Regions from separate parts of the Homo sapiens genome. Here region 2 is linked to region 1. The links are chromatin loops, found by intact Hi-C in ENCODE. Cell type or tissue: Calu3. All regions are shown on one strand.

Region 1 (8,000 bases):
CGTAGCATTTGCTTCTCTGGGAATGACTTTACTTCTCCTTCGTTTATGAAGCTTGTTTGGCAGGATATGAAATTCTTGGCAGCATTTTCTTTTCTTTAAGAAGGCTAAAACTAGGCCCCCAATCTCTTTTGGTTTGTAATGTTTCTGCTGAGAAGTCTACTGTTAGTCTGATGGGATTTCCTTTATAGGTAATTTTGACCCTTTTCTCTAGTTGCCTTTAAGATTTTTCCCCTTCACATTGACCTTGGATAGTCTGATGACTGTACCTCAGGAATGGTCATATGGTGAAGTGTCTTGCAGGTGTTCTCTGAATTTCTTATATCTGGATGTTGACTTCTCTAGCAAGATTAGGGAAATTTTCCTGAATTTTTTTCCTCAAGTATGTTTTCCAAGTTGCTTGCTTTTTCTTTTTTCTCAGGAATGCCAATGTCAGTAAATTTGGTCACTTTACATAATCCTATATTTCTCTAAGGCTTTGATCATTTTTTAAAATTCTGTTTTCTTGATTTTTGTCTGACTGGGTGAATTCAAAAGACCAGCGTTCAAGCTCTGAAATGCTTTCTTCTGCTTTGCCTAGCCTATTGTTAAAGATTCCAACTGTATTTTTAAATCCTTTAGGGAATGTTTCTATTCCAGAAGTTCTATTTGGTTTTTTCTTAATATAGCTGTCTTGTCTTTTATATCTTGAATCATTTTTCTGGCTTCTTCTTATTGGATTTCAACTTTCTCTTGGATCTCATTGAGTTTCCTTGCAATTTATATTTTGAATTCTTTTTCTGTCATTTCAAACTTTTCAATTTGATTAGGATCCATTGCTAGAAAGAGAATGCAATCCTTCGGAGGGGTCAAGAACTCTGGCTTTTAGTACTTTCAGAGTTCTTGTGCTGATTCCTTCTCATCTGAGGGAACTGGTGCTTCTTATTTTTGAATTTTCTATTGTTTGGATGGGACATTTTTATTTTTAAATTCTTTTTTCTCTTGAGGGCCTGACTAAGGTGTACACTGCATATGGTCATTTGGCTTCATTCCTGGGTGTTTTCAGTGGGCCAAGACTCTATATGGGTTCATTGGTTGTGGATAGCTTCTGTGCAGTGGCTTTCTTAGATGTTGCTTGTTGTAGTGATGCATTGGATGTATGAGCCAACAAACTATCTCCTTCAGGACTGACTGAGAGTTCTGATATCTCAGAAAGCTTGTCCCATGTACCAGCACTTAGCCTGTCTGGCAGCAGGCTTGCTTTTTATTTGGTGATGCAGTTCAGGCTGCAATCCAATAGATGGTGCTTAAGTGTAAAAGCTGGCTTGTCGTCAGGTGGACTGATGATGAGTGGAAGCACCTGCCCTGAAGGATGGGTGGTAGGAAGAGATTGTGTTGGGGTGCACTGAAGTGTCAGGGGAAGGGGCTGGGGTGTGTACCAACTCCTCATCCTGAGTTGGCAGGAATGTGATCCACTTCCCTATCACACCCCTGTCATAGGGCTCATGACCCTTATTTCATAAAGACTGACCTTTGGTTCCCCACCACAGTGTGGCTGCAGGCCCTGGACACACCCCTCTGAGAGCTACCCCAATATGGGCTCAGGGCAGACCCTCTTCCCTTGGTCCAGAGCAGGCAACTCTATGGCCAATCTCTCCTCCATTGCTAGATGCTACTGCTCTGTATAGGGACTAGGGATGGGGAGTTGGGCTTTGTACAAGCTCAAACGGCATGGACTCACTTTCAGCGAGGGTGAAGCCACCACAAAAAGTATGAAAAACACTTTCTCCAAGTGCATGTGCTCTGGCCCCCGGTGGGAAGTTGCATCCCCAACAAGTTATCGGGGAAGGCAGGAGATGATATTCCTTCACATCTGTTCCTGGGAGCCAGTGCCGCCCACTTCAGTAACTGGTGCTGTGCCCTTATTTCCTTTGTCATGAGGGGGCTTTTGTAGGGCTCCTCCCACCAAGGGCACTCCCACCTACCCTTTCCATGGACTCTGAGTTTCCTGGGTTGACCTTTACCAGACTCTTGCTGCTTTCCTTTTTTGTACCCCAGCTCCTTCCCATAGGCACTCCAACAGATCCTGGTTCTCTTCTCTCAGCTTTCCATTCAGAACTTGTCCATTCACCAGTAACTTTGATCTTTCTGAGGAGAACTGACATCCAGTGTCTCTGGTCAGCCATCTGCTCTTATCACCAAATTCTCCCATTTACCTTCTTGGCATTCTCTTTTCATCCACCAACATGGTCCCCCATGGGACCCCGTGGGCCACCTGGATACTGATTTGCATCAAGAATTGAGGAGGCCTCAGGAAATGAAGAGGAAGGGAAGAAGCGGGTGACAGGAAGCAGGAGAAGGCAAGGCAGGAGAAAGAGACAAGGCAAGACCTCAGTACTCAGTATTATGTTTTTGTTTCCCATATTGCAGTCTCCAAGTGTCTTTACTGATGTGTCTATGTTTGGGAAAACTAAACTTGCCATTTTTACTATTATGTCTATGCCTAGGGTCAAGAAGGGCAGGGAAGTGGCAGCAGCCTAGAAAGCAGGTATAATGCAGTAAGGGGCAACAAATAGAAAAGCCCAGAACATCAGTCCATAGCAGCATGATATGGAATGACTGACTACCCAATATCCATTTTCTACCCCACCTGGGTCTGGGAGAGGGGGGACAAGGATCACTGATTAATATGGGCCAATTATGATAATCCCATTCCCCTTGCTGGAAGTTGTCAGTGGAAAGGCCTAAGCTCATTTAAACCAATGAGAGATGAGGAGAGTTTTGCTGTGGTCTCCTAGGAAAGAAATATCTTAACTCTTAAGAGTAAGTTACAAACAGTCAAGTTCTTTCTTCTTAGACTTGAAAATGGAAGCCTGTATTCCCAAATGCTACTGACTACAATCCTATGACCGCAAGAGAAATTTAGGATGCAATTTATCTAGTGGATGTAGTTGCAGATAGACAAAAAGAACCCAAGTCCATCTCATCAAACCACCACCTCTGAGGCATGCCCTACCTCTGCAGTGCCTTGATGTGAGTCAATACCTTCAATAGTGAAGCCCAACTTGAGTCAGGTTTATGCCAGTTGAAGCTGAAAACTTTGTAACTGATACAGACTGATAAAAAAATAATCAGAGAGGCTGGACGTGGTGGCTCACGCCTATAATCCCAGCACTTTGGGAGGCCGAGGTGGATGGTTCACCTGAGGTCGGGAGTTCGAGACCAGCCTGACCAACACAGAGAAACCTCATCTCTACTAAAAATACAAAATTAGCTGGATGTGGTGGTGCATGCCTGTAATCCCAGCTACTTGGGAGGCTGAGGCGGGAGAATTGCTTGAACCCTGAAGGCAGAGGTTGCGGAAAGGTGAGATCGTGCCGTTGCACTCCAGCCCGGGCAACAAGAGCAAAACTCCGTAAAAAAAAAAAAAAAAAAAAAAAAAAAAAAAAAATCAGAGAAATGTATGGAAAAATTAGACATTCCTGGAATTCAAAAATATTATAGGAAAGAAATACAATAACAATAAATAAATTGCCTGCAAATAATCAAGGTATGCAAGATTGGACTATAATTGTTGGATACTGAAGGGCAAACTGACCCTGGAGATGAAGGACTTGGAGGCATTCGAGACATTCAGAATACTCAATCATGTACAAATTTTTACACAACCAAAAAGCAGGGAGTTATATAATTTTGAGGTCATTCTAACAGCCATATTGCAAAAAAAAAAAAAATTAATCCTTGCAAAAATAAAAATTAATCCTTGAAATTAGAAACATTAATAAATATGTCATGCTAATGATTAAGATCTTTTTCAGTTGAATGAAATATAAGAATAAAAAAGAAACAATGTTTTACCTTGGTTCTTAATCATTAACCCTCCTTCTGAAGAGTCTAAAGAACTTCACAAATAAAATAAACATTAATAACGAGGGGCTGAACAGAATTCCTTTTAAAAAATACACACAGTGTTCAAGCAAATATTTTCTTAGATTAGTCTGAAATACCCTGAAGAAAAGTTTATTCAAGATTCTCTGAAGTGATTTTCAGAGTTGTGTAGATTTTAGGCTTGCTTTGCTTTAAACAAAGCCTTTTGAAGTCTAGTATAATAAGTATGGCATAGCATCCTTGAGCTCATCCAAATTGAAATTAAAGAAGAAAAATAGTTATCCTGTTAAGTAAGCAGTCTCCTTTTAAAAATATGAAACTATGATTTAAAAAATCATAATGTATTCTTGCTTACTAGCTCTTCAAATCTGTATCTCTCAGTCCCTACTGTCACACCAAAGGAATGTCTTGGGGGTGAAATCTCTGTCCTTTACAGAGGAGAGGCAATCACTTAAATCAAGGTAATCCAAGAGGTTGTCTGCCCTCTTCTGGTCAGTCTTGAAGCCTGAGCAGGCTCTGCTCCCACTGCTAAGATGCTGTGTGCATAAGGCCCATGTTGTGAGTGTCTTTCCTTACCCGTATAGCATAAGACTTCCGCAACATCAAAAGCCAATCCCTATCAAGAAAAGTTTAGAGACTCACGAGACAAACTATGAAGTCTTTGGTAGTATGGAGCACTAAAAACAAGTTTTCAGCATAAAGTGGTGTGGAGTGCCCCTAAATCTGGTGACACAATCCACTCACTTCTGGCAATTATAAAATAGAGTCAGTCCTCATTGAATTAATCATATGTCAACATCAAATATTATCCTACATCTTTCAGGACTGGTTTTTAAAAATGTTTATGGAAACTGTGGAAGCATCACTGGGGCTATTCTTAGGACTATAATATAACTAAAGAAAGCAACTTCCTACTTAAGGATATTGTCACCTATCACAAAAAAACATGGTCACAAAAAGGTGGTAATCTGTGTAAGAGAGTAATATTTTAGATAATAACATTATTTCGATCTTTGTCTAAAGGAAAGAGGCAATGCAGCCAGAAAACACCTGTTTTTTAATTACTAGAGTGAGGGGACCAGAATGTTGTGATACATTGTGGGTCAAGGATACTTGTGAGCTTTTCATCAATAGCCTCAGTCAAAGATGTCAAATACACAGCAAGCTCAGCTCACACTAGCAGTCTTGGACAGGTGTAAGACACTGTCATTCAATCATAGCATTCCTTTTCACTGGCCTCAAATGTCATTTTGAACTACTTTCCAACCCAGCACCCCAAGCAAATGGAGTTGGTCCGTAATATAAAACCAAAATGCTTCTCTAGTATAGATGCAACTGTCAAGTTCCCGTTAACCAAATTGTGAACTCTTGAAACATAATTTTAAATACTAATTGAGGATTAGGGACTTTGATGCAAGGAGAAAGCAGTAACTTAGATTAATCTTCCATTAATTAGAAACAGATAGAAACAGCTTTCATTGTAACTGAATAAATTGACATTGTGAATCACATACACAACAATCATTTCTGAGTTTGACACTTAACAGTTGTTCCTGGCCGGGCATGGTGGTTCACGCATGTAATCCCAGCACTTTGGGAGGCCGAGGCGGGCAGATCACGAGGTCAGGAGATCGAGACCATCCTGGCTAACACAGTGAAACCCCGTCTCTACTAAAAATACAAAAAATTAGCCGGGCGTGGTGACGGGCGCCTGTAGTCCCAGCTACTTGGGAGGCTGAGGCAGGAGAATGGTGTGAACCTGGGAGGTGGAGCTTGCAGTGAGCCAAGATCAAGCCACTGCACTCCAGCCTGGGCGACAGAGCGAGACTCTCTCTCAAAAACAAAACAAAACAAAACAAACAAACAAACAAAAAAGAGTTGTTCCGGGCCGGGCATGGTGACACACGCCTGGAATCCCAGCACTTTGAGAGGCCAAGGCAAGTGGATCACCTGAGATCAGGAGTTCGAGACCAGCCCGGCCAACAGGGTGAAACCCTGTGTCTACTAAAAATACAAAAATTAGCCGGGCATGGTGGCGCATGTCTGGAATCCCAGCTACTTGGGAGGCTGACGCAGGAGAACTGCTTGAGCCCGGGAGGTGGAGGTTGCAGTGAGCTGAGATTGCGCCACTGAACTCCAGCACTCCAGCACTCCAGCCTGGGTGACAAGAGCGAGACTCCGTCTCAAAAAAAAAAAAAAAAGAAAGAAAGAAAAAAAAAGTTATTCCTGAGAATTGAATCACCTAAGTTCTAAGTTCCTGATGAAACTGAAGTTCAAAATGTGAAAATCTAGGATCCGCATTCTGGGTCAGTGGCTCTGCCTACTTACTGCCAACCTGTGAGAGCCTTCCTTGGTGGCCAGCTCTTCATCTCATCTCTGTAAGTGCAGCAAAAATGGACTTCTTATTCATAATTTAGTAAATTCACAGTTTTGAAAACAGATTAAGTATTAGATTAGCTTAATAATAAAGGTCACATAACTGACCTGTTAAATTTTTAATTCCTTTTTAATTTTTATTTTCTTTTTCTAAGCTAAATTATTTTTATCTGAACACTTAGACATAATATATAAAGGCACATTAAGAACCCACAGATTTGCCCACATACTGTGACTCTAACGAAATTGGGAAATTACTAAATGTACACTTATGTCGCTGAAGGAGAACCCATAATTAATCAAGTAATTCTGAAATTGGGAAATTATTAAATATACACTTATGTCACTAAAGGAAAACCCACAGTTAATCAGGTAATTCTGAGAAATTAGTTTGAAATGATAAAAATCACATGATTATTAGCAAATAACATTACATATCAACAAATTGCTTTAGATCATGCTGGTATGTTCAGATGCAGAGAAATAAATATGCTATGACCCTCTGAGATGATGGCAAAGAATTAATGAATAACTTCACATGATATTAATAATCCAGCACCAAGATACCACCCACAAAGCAGCAAAGCTTTTTAGCTGACAGATGGCTAACTTGTTATTCTCTATCAAACTACAGAGTCAACCATGAGCCTGAGTTGTAAGGCTCAGCTACCATCTTCAAAAGGTCAATTATCGGCTGGGCATGGTGGCTCACACCTGTAATCCCAGCACTTTGGAAGGCTAAGACGAGTGGATCACCTGAGGTCAGGAGTTTGAGACCAGCCTGGCCAACATGGCTAAACTCCATCTCTACTAAAAATACAAAAACAAAATATAAATAAAAAGCCAGGTGTGGTGGCAGGTGCCTGTAATCCCTGCTACTTGGGAGGCTGAGGCAGGAGAATCACTTGAACTCAGGAAGCAGAGGTTCCAGTGAGCCAAGATTGCACCACTGCACTCCAGCCTGGGCGACAGAGTGAGACTCCTTCTCAAAAATAAATAAATAAATAAAGTCAGTTGTCATCACCATGTATGGCATGCATATTTTGTGAACCACACATCAGAATGAAAGGTCTGACAGAGTATGTGAATGGGAATAATAAGGCAGAATATTGAAAGTGTGACTGTTTCGGTAAATCCAGGATGACTGACTGCTGTCCTTATACTCAGACCCAGAGGAAAGGGAAAACAGCAGGACTAGCAAACAGAAAAATTTCTTTTTTATTTAAAATTTGTATATTGTTATATTTTCAGATTTAATAACAGTAATAATAATGGCTTTTGTTTAATAGTAGCCAAATTTACTGCACATTTACTCCATACTATCTTATTCTGAACACACTACATGTGTGTTCTATATTGAATCTCACAACAGCTCTGTAAGGTGGTTTAACAGATGAGAACACTGAATCACAGAAAGAATGCAATATTTGCTGAAGGACTCTTAGCTCCCAAAGGTAGAGTTAGAATTAAATTCAGGCAACCTAAATCAAGAGCCCAGATATTCATCTTAATGCTGTATTGTGCTGCTTAATTTTACGTGTCAACTAGGCTAGGCAATTGTACCCCAGTTGTTTAGTATATACTAGACTGCATGTTTCTGTGAAGGTGTTTTTATATACGATTAACATTTAAAAGGTAAACCTCGAGTAAAGCAGATTACTCTCATATCATGGGTGAGCCTCATCTAATTAATCAAAGCCATTAAGAGCAAAGACTGAGGTTTCCTGAAGAAGAAGCAATTCTAACTCAAGAGTGTAACA
Region 2 (8,000 bases), 470 kb before region 1:
TTTCACTGAGGGTCAAGCCCTTTGATTACCAGATGCCACTTGTGTTTATATGCAAATCAACCCAAACCCTGGGGGCGTTCAGTATATAACTTTAGACACTTATGGAGTTCCTTAGCAGGATCTTCCTAGGAATTAACTCTGCCTTCTATTGCAGTATCATCCATGTTTAATCTCTGTCATGCTGTGATCCTCCAGGAAGGCAGTGTGTTTTCACATGTGACTCTGGATTGAGGTCCCTCTTGCTGCTAGCCCATCTGCCACATTCATCTTCCCCAAGAATGTAGCTTGATTCTGCCAGACCCCTGGCAGGTGGAAAATGACTTCCCATAACCTACAGAATAACATTCTGAATCTTTGGGATGACCTATACATCCCCTCACAGGATGCCTCAATTTGCCTACCCAAGATATTTCTGACAACTCCTCTGGTAGTCACTGGTGATAGAGATGAACTGAATAATTGGATTATGCCCTCTTCCACTCCATGGTTTTCTACTTTTCTGCCTCTGTGCACACTGTCTGCTCCATGCTCTTCCCTAAGAAAATTCTACTCATCCTTCAAGGTCCATCTCAAATGCTCTGAAGATTTCCTTAATCTCTATAACTAGAGACGGTCTCGTGCTCCTTTAAACTTGATGATATTTTTGGCCAGGCACTGTGGCTCATGCCTGTAATCCCAGCACTTTGGGAGGCTGAGACAGGTGGATCACCTGAGGTCAGCAGTTCAAGACCAGCCTGGCCAACATGGTGAAACCCTGTCTCTATTAAAAACACAAAAAAATTAGCTGGGCGTGGTGGTACATGCCTGCAATCCCAGCACTTGGGAGGCTGAGGCAGAAGAATCGCTTGAACCTGGGAGGCAGAGGTTGCAGTGAGCCGAGACTGCTCCACTGCACTCCAGCCTGGGCGACAGAGTGAGACTCCATCTCAAAAACAAACAAAAAACAACAATTTTTTTGTTGGATTTTTGTTTTTGCATTATGTCTTGAATTATAGTTGTGTATTTAATTTCTCTTATTTTTAAATTCTTAACAAAATTTTGTGGATATATAGTAGGTGTATATATTTATGAGGTAAATAAGATGTTTTGAGACAGGCACGCAATGTGAAATAAGCACATCACGGAGAATGGGGTATCCATTCTGTTAAGCATTTATCCTTCGCGTTAAAACAATCCAATTACATTCTTTAAGCTATTTAAAAATATACAGTTAAGTTATTTATGATTGTCACCCTATTGTGCTATCAAATAGTAGGTCTTATTCATTCTTTCTATTTTTTTGTACCCATTAATCATCTGATAAGGTTTGGCTGTGTCCTCACCCAAATCTCATCTTGAATTCCCATGTGTTGTGGGAGGAACCCGGTGGGAGGTGATTGAATCATGTGGACAGGTCTTTCCTGTGCTGTTCTCGTGATAGTGAATGGGTCTCATGAGATCTGATGGTTTTATAAGGGGGAGTTTCCCTGCACAGTCTCTCTCTCTTTGCCTACTGCTATTCATATAAGATGTGACTTGCTCCTCCTTGCCTTCTGCCATGATTGTGAGGTCTCCCCAGCCATGTGGAACTGTAAGTCCATTAAACCTCTTTCTCTTGTAAATAGCCCAGCATCGGGTATGTCTTTTTTAGCAGCATGAGAACGGACTTAGCAGAACATCTTTGAGTCTCATTTTTCTGTTGAAAATATTTATATCTTATCATAATTTTATGGTGTGGTGTTTTCCAGTAAGTTGCATTGCTCCTTTTTTTTTTTTTTTTTTTTTTTTTGAGACAAGGTCTCCTTCTGTCACCTACGCTGGAGTGCAGTGGCAGAATCTCAGCTCACTGCAACCTCCACCTCCTGGGTTCAAGTGATTCTTGTGCCTCAGCTTCCCAAGTAGCTGAGACTATAATTACACACCACCATGCCTGGCTAAGTTTTGAATGTTTTGGTAGAGATGGGGTTTCATCATGTTGGCCAGACTGGTCTTAAATTCTTGACCTCATGTGATCCACCCTCCTCAGCCTCCCAAAGTACTGGGATTACTGGTGTGAGCCACTGAACCCGGCCAAGTTATATTGCTTCTTAAGTAACTTGCATGTGATGTTTCTTAAATAGTTTTAGTGGAAATATCATTAAATTGAACCAGTAGCTAATCCACCATAAAGAATTTTTCCAGGAATAGATGTTCCATTGTCATCTGGATTCTACTCTTTCTAAAGAAAAGAAAACCATAATTATTATGATTGATCCCTTTATGGGATGAATCTTTTGAAACTCTGGCTGCTTTTAAGAGTTTTCACTTCATTTTTTTTTCTTTAAGTTTTCTTATAATGTTACCAGTTGTGGTTTTATTTGTTTTTATCCTATTTGGAATTCACTAAGCTTCCCAAATCTGTTTTTGCTTAAATATAGAAAAATTTTGGCCCATGTTTCTTCAAATGTAATTTTTTGCTTGACTTTTTTTTTTTCTCTCCTTTCTTTCTGGGGCTCCAGTTACATATATGTTAAATGCTTGATATTATTCCACAAGTAAATCAGGTTCTGTTTATTTTAAAAAATATTTACCTTTTCTGTGCTTCAATTTAGATGACTTTCGTTCACTTGTCTTCAAATTCACTAACTCTTTTTTCGTGATGGCCAATTTTTTAAATTTTTGCATAATACATGCTCATGTCTTGGGGGTACATGTTACAATTTAATACATTCATATAATTTGTACAGATCAAATCAGTGTAATTGGGATACACATCATCTTAAATATTTGTCTTTCTTTATTCTAGAAACATTCAAATTATTCTCTTCTAGCTATGTTGAAATATATAATGGATTATTATAAACTAGAGCTACCCTACTTATCTGTCAAACATTAGGTCTTATTTCTTCTATCAAGCTGTATATCTGTATCCATTAATAACTTCTCTTCATCTTCCCCTTATCCTTCTCAGGTTCTGGTAAGCACCAGTCTACTCTTTACCTTCATGAGACCCACTGTTTTAGCTCCCAAATATGAGTGAGAACATGCAATATTTGTCTTTCTGTGCTTGGCTTATTTCACTTAAAATAATGACCTCTAAGTCTATCCATGTTGCTGCAAATGACAGGACTTCATTCTTTTTTACGACTAAATAATATTCCATTGTGTATATGCAGCCAAATTTTCTTTATTCATCCACTGATAGACACAGGTTAATTTCAATATTTTGTATGTTGTGAATAGTGCTGCAGTAAATAAGGGAGTGCTCTTTCTTTATAATTTACCAGTTGATTTTCTCTTTCCTCCCAACCCCGACCAGGTCACTGCCTCCCTTTGAGCACTAGATGGTGCTTTAAGCACAGGTTGTCTAGGTTCTAGTAAATGTCCCAAAGGGAATATCCTGATAGAGTGGGAAGACTGGCTAGGGTGTCATGCCCAGGAAACCTGCAGGACAATCCTATAGCATGGTGCTGCTGAATAGCCACTCTGATTTGGCATCTCCTTTGGCTGAATTACAGAGCAGTTTCCAGGCCTAGGATGGTAGTCCTGCCTCCCCTCTTTGTTTTTGGCTGTCCTCAGGGCTATTTCTCCCTTCAGGCACTCCTGTTGATTCCTGGGGCTGAGGCAAGGACAGATCTTCTGCCAGGAAACCCAAGATGATGGGGAAGCCAGTTGTCCATCTTCACCTCACTTTTTGAGAAACCATGAGTCAGGGAAAAATTTTCTGTGCACTTGGTGCTAGGCAGATTGGGGGAAGGATGTCACAGACATGGAAGTCTGATTCTCTTACTGTCTACTAAGAGATTCTGAGTTTCTTCATTTCTTTGTGGCCTCAGGAACTGTCTCATTCTCATATTTTAGTTTTGGATATTATTGCTGGTGATAATCTTGGGGCTGTATATTTGTTTTTGGTTTTCTGTTGGGAGAGTGGTGCCAGCTAGCTTCTATGCTTCCATTTTGGAATGAGAAATTTCTCAAGAGATTTATTGTATATCATGGTGACTACAGTTAATAACAATATATTGTATATTTGAAAATTGCTAAGACAGTAGTTTTTAAGTGTCTGTACCACAAAAAATATAAGTATATGAAGTATTGCATATATTAAATAACTTGATTTAGCCATTCCTCAATGTATACATGTATTAAAACATCATGTTGCACACCATAAACATATACAGTGTTTTATTGTCAATTAAAATAATTAAGTAAAGAAAACCCCCAAATAAATTACTGTGCTAGGTACTATGAAGCAGTTCAAAATAGAATAAGTTCTCAAGAAGCTTTCAATTCCATATAGATGATAAGAGAATCAAGTTAAAAGATAAATTCAGAAAACAGAACAGCTGTGTTGCTGCTTGTTTTCTTTGTCAGACTTGGATCTCTCATCCAACAAATGAGAGTACTAATGCCTATTCCATAGGATCATTGTGAGAAATTTGTCAGATTAATGTTTATAAAATGCCTAGGGTAGTGTTTGGCGCTTAATTGGCATTCATTAGATGACAGGGTGGCTTGTGGCTGATGTGGCCTCTGCTGTTCTTCCTGTTGGTGTTGTTGATGCTCACCAATGAAAGCAGTCAGGAAACCTCCATTTTACACATGATTGAACTGGAAGGACATTGTATTTGAATTCTAAATAAATGGGAGTACGCATTGGTGTGTTCTAAAGATCTTCCCGAGAAGAAGGTGTGGGGAGAGACAATGCAGGAAATACCCATTTTGACTTCCTTATAGGTCTGCCCTAAGGAGAAACCATATACCCAGGGCCTGGGGAAGTTGAGTAAGGGATTCAAGACCAGGAGAGGTTGAACCTCCCTTCACAGCTACACATCTCTTCTTGTTATTTCAGGAATTGAAAGGCCTGAAAAACAAACAAGACAGATATTTTTCTAATCTTTCAGAAGCTGACTCTCCCACAGTCCCCTAGAGCTAGGCCCAAAGCACAGTCCAGTGGAGAATGGGTAGGGAAACAAATTGGGTCTCTGCTTTTCCCAATCTCTCTTCCTTCGTCTATTGTTCTCTATTTCTCTGTTTCACCCAGAAAACCTCCGCTTCTGTACTGTAACCCCCAGATTCTGAACTCAAAACTGACTTATCTTGATACCAGTCCTCACTATCAAATGCTCCAGAAAGGGGAAAATTTTGGCATGGATTTTTCAATGATGTAAGGGAGGAACATATTTTTCCTCTACTCTCAGGTTCATTGACTGGAGCCCTGCAAATTAGATTGACAAAAGACAGATTAACAGGATAAAAGGCATATAAGTTCTATTGGATTTTTTTTGCGACACAGGGACCTTCCTAGAAAACACATGAAAATCTCAAGAAACAGATAGGCCTGAGAGCTTATATACCTATTTAACAAAGAGTCATACATTGTGGAGGCATGTCAAGGCAAAGGAAAGGGGTTTTTAGACTTCTAGGGGCTGAAAACTGAGGAATGGTAATGACATGGAGGAAACTTACAGAAGATAAAAGCTATCTAAGCAAGGTTTGTTTGTGCAGATCCATCTCAGTGTCATCTTTCCATCTTCTTCATGGCCATAAACCTTCCCTGGGAGAAGGGCTCTATGGCAGTCCTTATTATTGAGGAGTTTCTGCTTTTAGTCAGATCAGGGAGGCTCTGAGAAAGCTTCCTTCTACATCTGTTGAATCTCACACGTTTTCAGCTCAAAATAATCTTTATGCCAAAGCACATATTTTGGAGTAGCATATTCTGATCCCCTTCAATTACAGTGACATACATAAACAATACTGAGCATTAACACTTCTTATTCTTAATTGCTTTGTCCAGGCTTACCCTGTTATTACCATATACCCCCTATGAAAAGGACAGTAAAATTATCACCAAGATAATATTTTTGTTGTTGAGTGTTATTTTAAGGTGTCTGCAGGGCATATCTTTAGAAGGAGCTTCTAAATGGCACCTTTAGTAATAAAACCTGAACTAGAAATGCACATAAAATCTTTTCGATGGACTCTGTTAAGGTTCTGAGTCCTTTCGTTATTTTGTGTATTTAACCACGTAGGCATATGGCGTAAGTTCTGAAATTTTAGAGAACAGGGATGCAGAACATTATTTTATTTTATCAAAGTATTTATGTCATTTCTTTTTTCCCTTATAATCTTTTATAGAACTATAGCTCCAGATTTGTTTCTTTAAGTACATTCCTGATACAGAAAGAGAAATCATCAAGTAGGGATCAAACATAACCTTTGGAAATTATTTTTCATGCTTAACTTCTAGAAGCATGAAACCAAACTTTTCTTATTTGGATGATACAAATAACTGTATCTAAATTTTCAGTAATTTCTGGTTTAGTTTTAGATCTGTATTTGGTTTAGTTAAGGTGTTGCATTTTCAAGATAAAACAAAATGACTTTTGCTTTTTAAAATGCTCATTAGAATTTCCATGTCAAGGCTACAGCATGTCAGTTGTAGTATATGTGTCTTTCTGTATTCCAATATCACCAACATTTTTCTAGTTACCTTACCACTTTGGGTTAAACTCACACTGCAAGTTGCTATGACAACAGAGATATTGTGAATGCTTAACCCAGTATGCTCTCTGTAAATCACACTTTTAAGGGTAATTTTTCTAACAAAGCATTGTTTAAATTGCTTCGAAGTTACAGCAATTAAGTCTTTGATTATAAATATCAGAGTGGAAAGAAAAGCAAATTTTGGAACTCCAAAGCAGGGTTATAATGCTAACAGCAGACAGATACAGTTTTAATGGGTGGGGCATCACATATTTTGCATATGTTTCTATTGATTTTGGGCAGGGTAATGCAGGCATCTCACTTAACCCATTTATAGACTGGTAAAATTGTTCACTCTGTCCTTTCTTCTATTTAAACTTATCTTCATTATTATAATTTTTCAGTATGTTGCCATGAAAATGGCCTCTTCTGACCAACTGACATGGAAATAACTTATTTTCTACTGGTAATTTAATTTCATCCATTAAAATTGTGTCTGTCTTAGATTGCCACCTTTGGTTCCAACTCGTTTTATGTATGTATGTAGCTGGGTGGTCTCTTGTGAGATTTTTGTCAAATAGGGCTGCGATCATCTCATATCTCAACTGGGGCTGAAGAATCCACTTCCAAACTCACTCATGTAGTTGTTGACAGACCTCAGTTCCTCAGAAGCTGTTGGCCAGAGGCCTCCCTCTGTTCCTCTCCAGTGGGCTTCTCCACAGGCCAGCTTGAAACATGGCAGCTGGCTTCCCCCAGAGCAAATAATCCAAGGAAGAGAGAGTATGAGAGAGAGAGAGAGAAAGAGAGAAAGAGAGACAGTGTGAGAGAGAGCTAGCCAAGACCACCCAAGACAGAAGCCTCCGTCTTTTCATAACCTCACTTCAGTGACATTTCATCATTTCTGCAATTTTCTATTCATTACATGCTGGTCATTAAGGCCACCGTATACTTGAGGGGAGGGAAATTAAGTTCCACCTCTAGAAAGTAAGAATATCAAAGAATTGTAGACCTATTTTTAAAAACCACAACGGCAGAACTATGTGGAATGTTAATTATTATTTCTCTTCTGATGCTTTTTACCAAATCTACTGTGGCTACATAATCGTTTAAGACATTAATTTGTTTTTGTGGTTCTCTTATATTTTTCCATTTCTCTTTTCGTTTTCTTTTTTAGGAAGTAGATAATAAGACTGTTGCCTCTAGGGATTTATGTGGCTGAGGGGAAAACAGTACTGGCTTACAAGTGTTCCTGGCTTTTGCTTTACAAAAGCCTAATCACTTAGAAAAACACTGAGTATTTTCGTAGACACTAAGAAGGGTGGGTTATTTGTGGAAACAACCAACATATTTGGCAGGTGAATACAGGAGGGGAAAAAAAAGAAAGGAAGCTTCTAGAGGGCATGAGAGACCTGGGAACCGGCACCAAACTTTCTAACCCATCACCTAGTTGGGTCTCCCATGAGATGCTGGAGAGGTATGGTTATGCAGTTTATCTGTAAGAGGGACCTGGGTTGCCTCCCAGAAGATCCCCACAGCCGTGGGTGGCAGAGGAAGCT

What was found. Peaks named below come from ENCODE experiments on the same cell type or tissue, not always from the same donor. Only the 100,000 strongest peaks of a DNase experiment are listed, where the experiment ranks them.
Region 2: a loop joins it to region 1, with 7 times the contacts of the local background. A loop is called at or near these places in 10 of 110 quality-filtered maps.

The regions. Positions count from the first base shown.
Region 1 is chr6:130,290,337-130,298,336 of GRCh38, reverse strand. It overlaps a transcript of SAMD3 not described here. Among named protein-coding and RNA genes, the nearest start is that of SAMD3, 71 kb to the right of the region's middle. In Calu3, no CTCF peak of the experiment used is centred here; a DNase peak (open chromatin) is centred at 4,356.
Region 2 is chr6:130,755,513-130,763,512 of GRCh38, reverse strand. The region is part of intron 1 of LOC105378003 (a long non-coding RNA gene); the gene reads left to right. Among named protein-coding and RNA genes, the nearest start is that of SMLR1, 68 kb to the left of the region's middle. In Calu3, a CTCF peak has its summit at 3,285 (motif pointing right); a DNase peak (open chromatin) is centred at 3,302.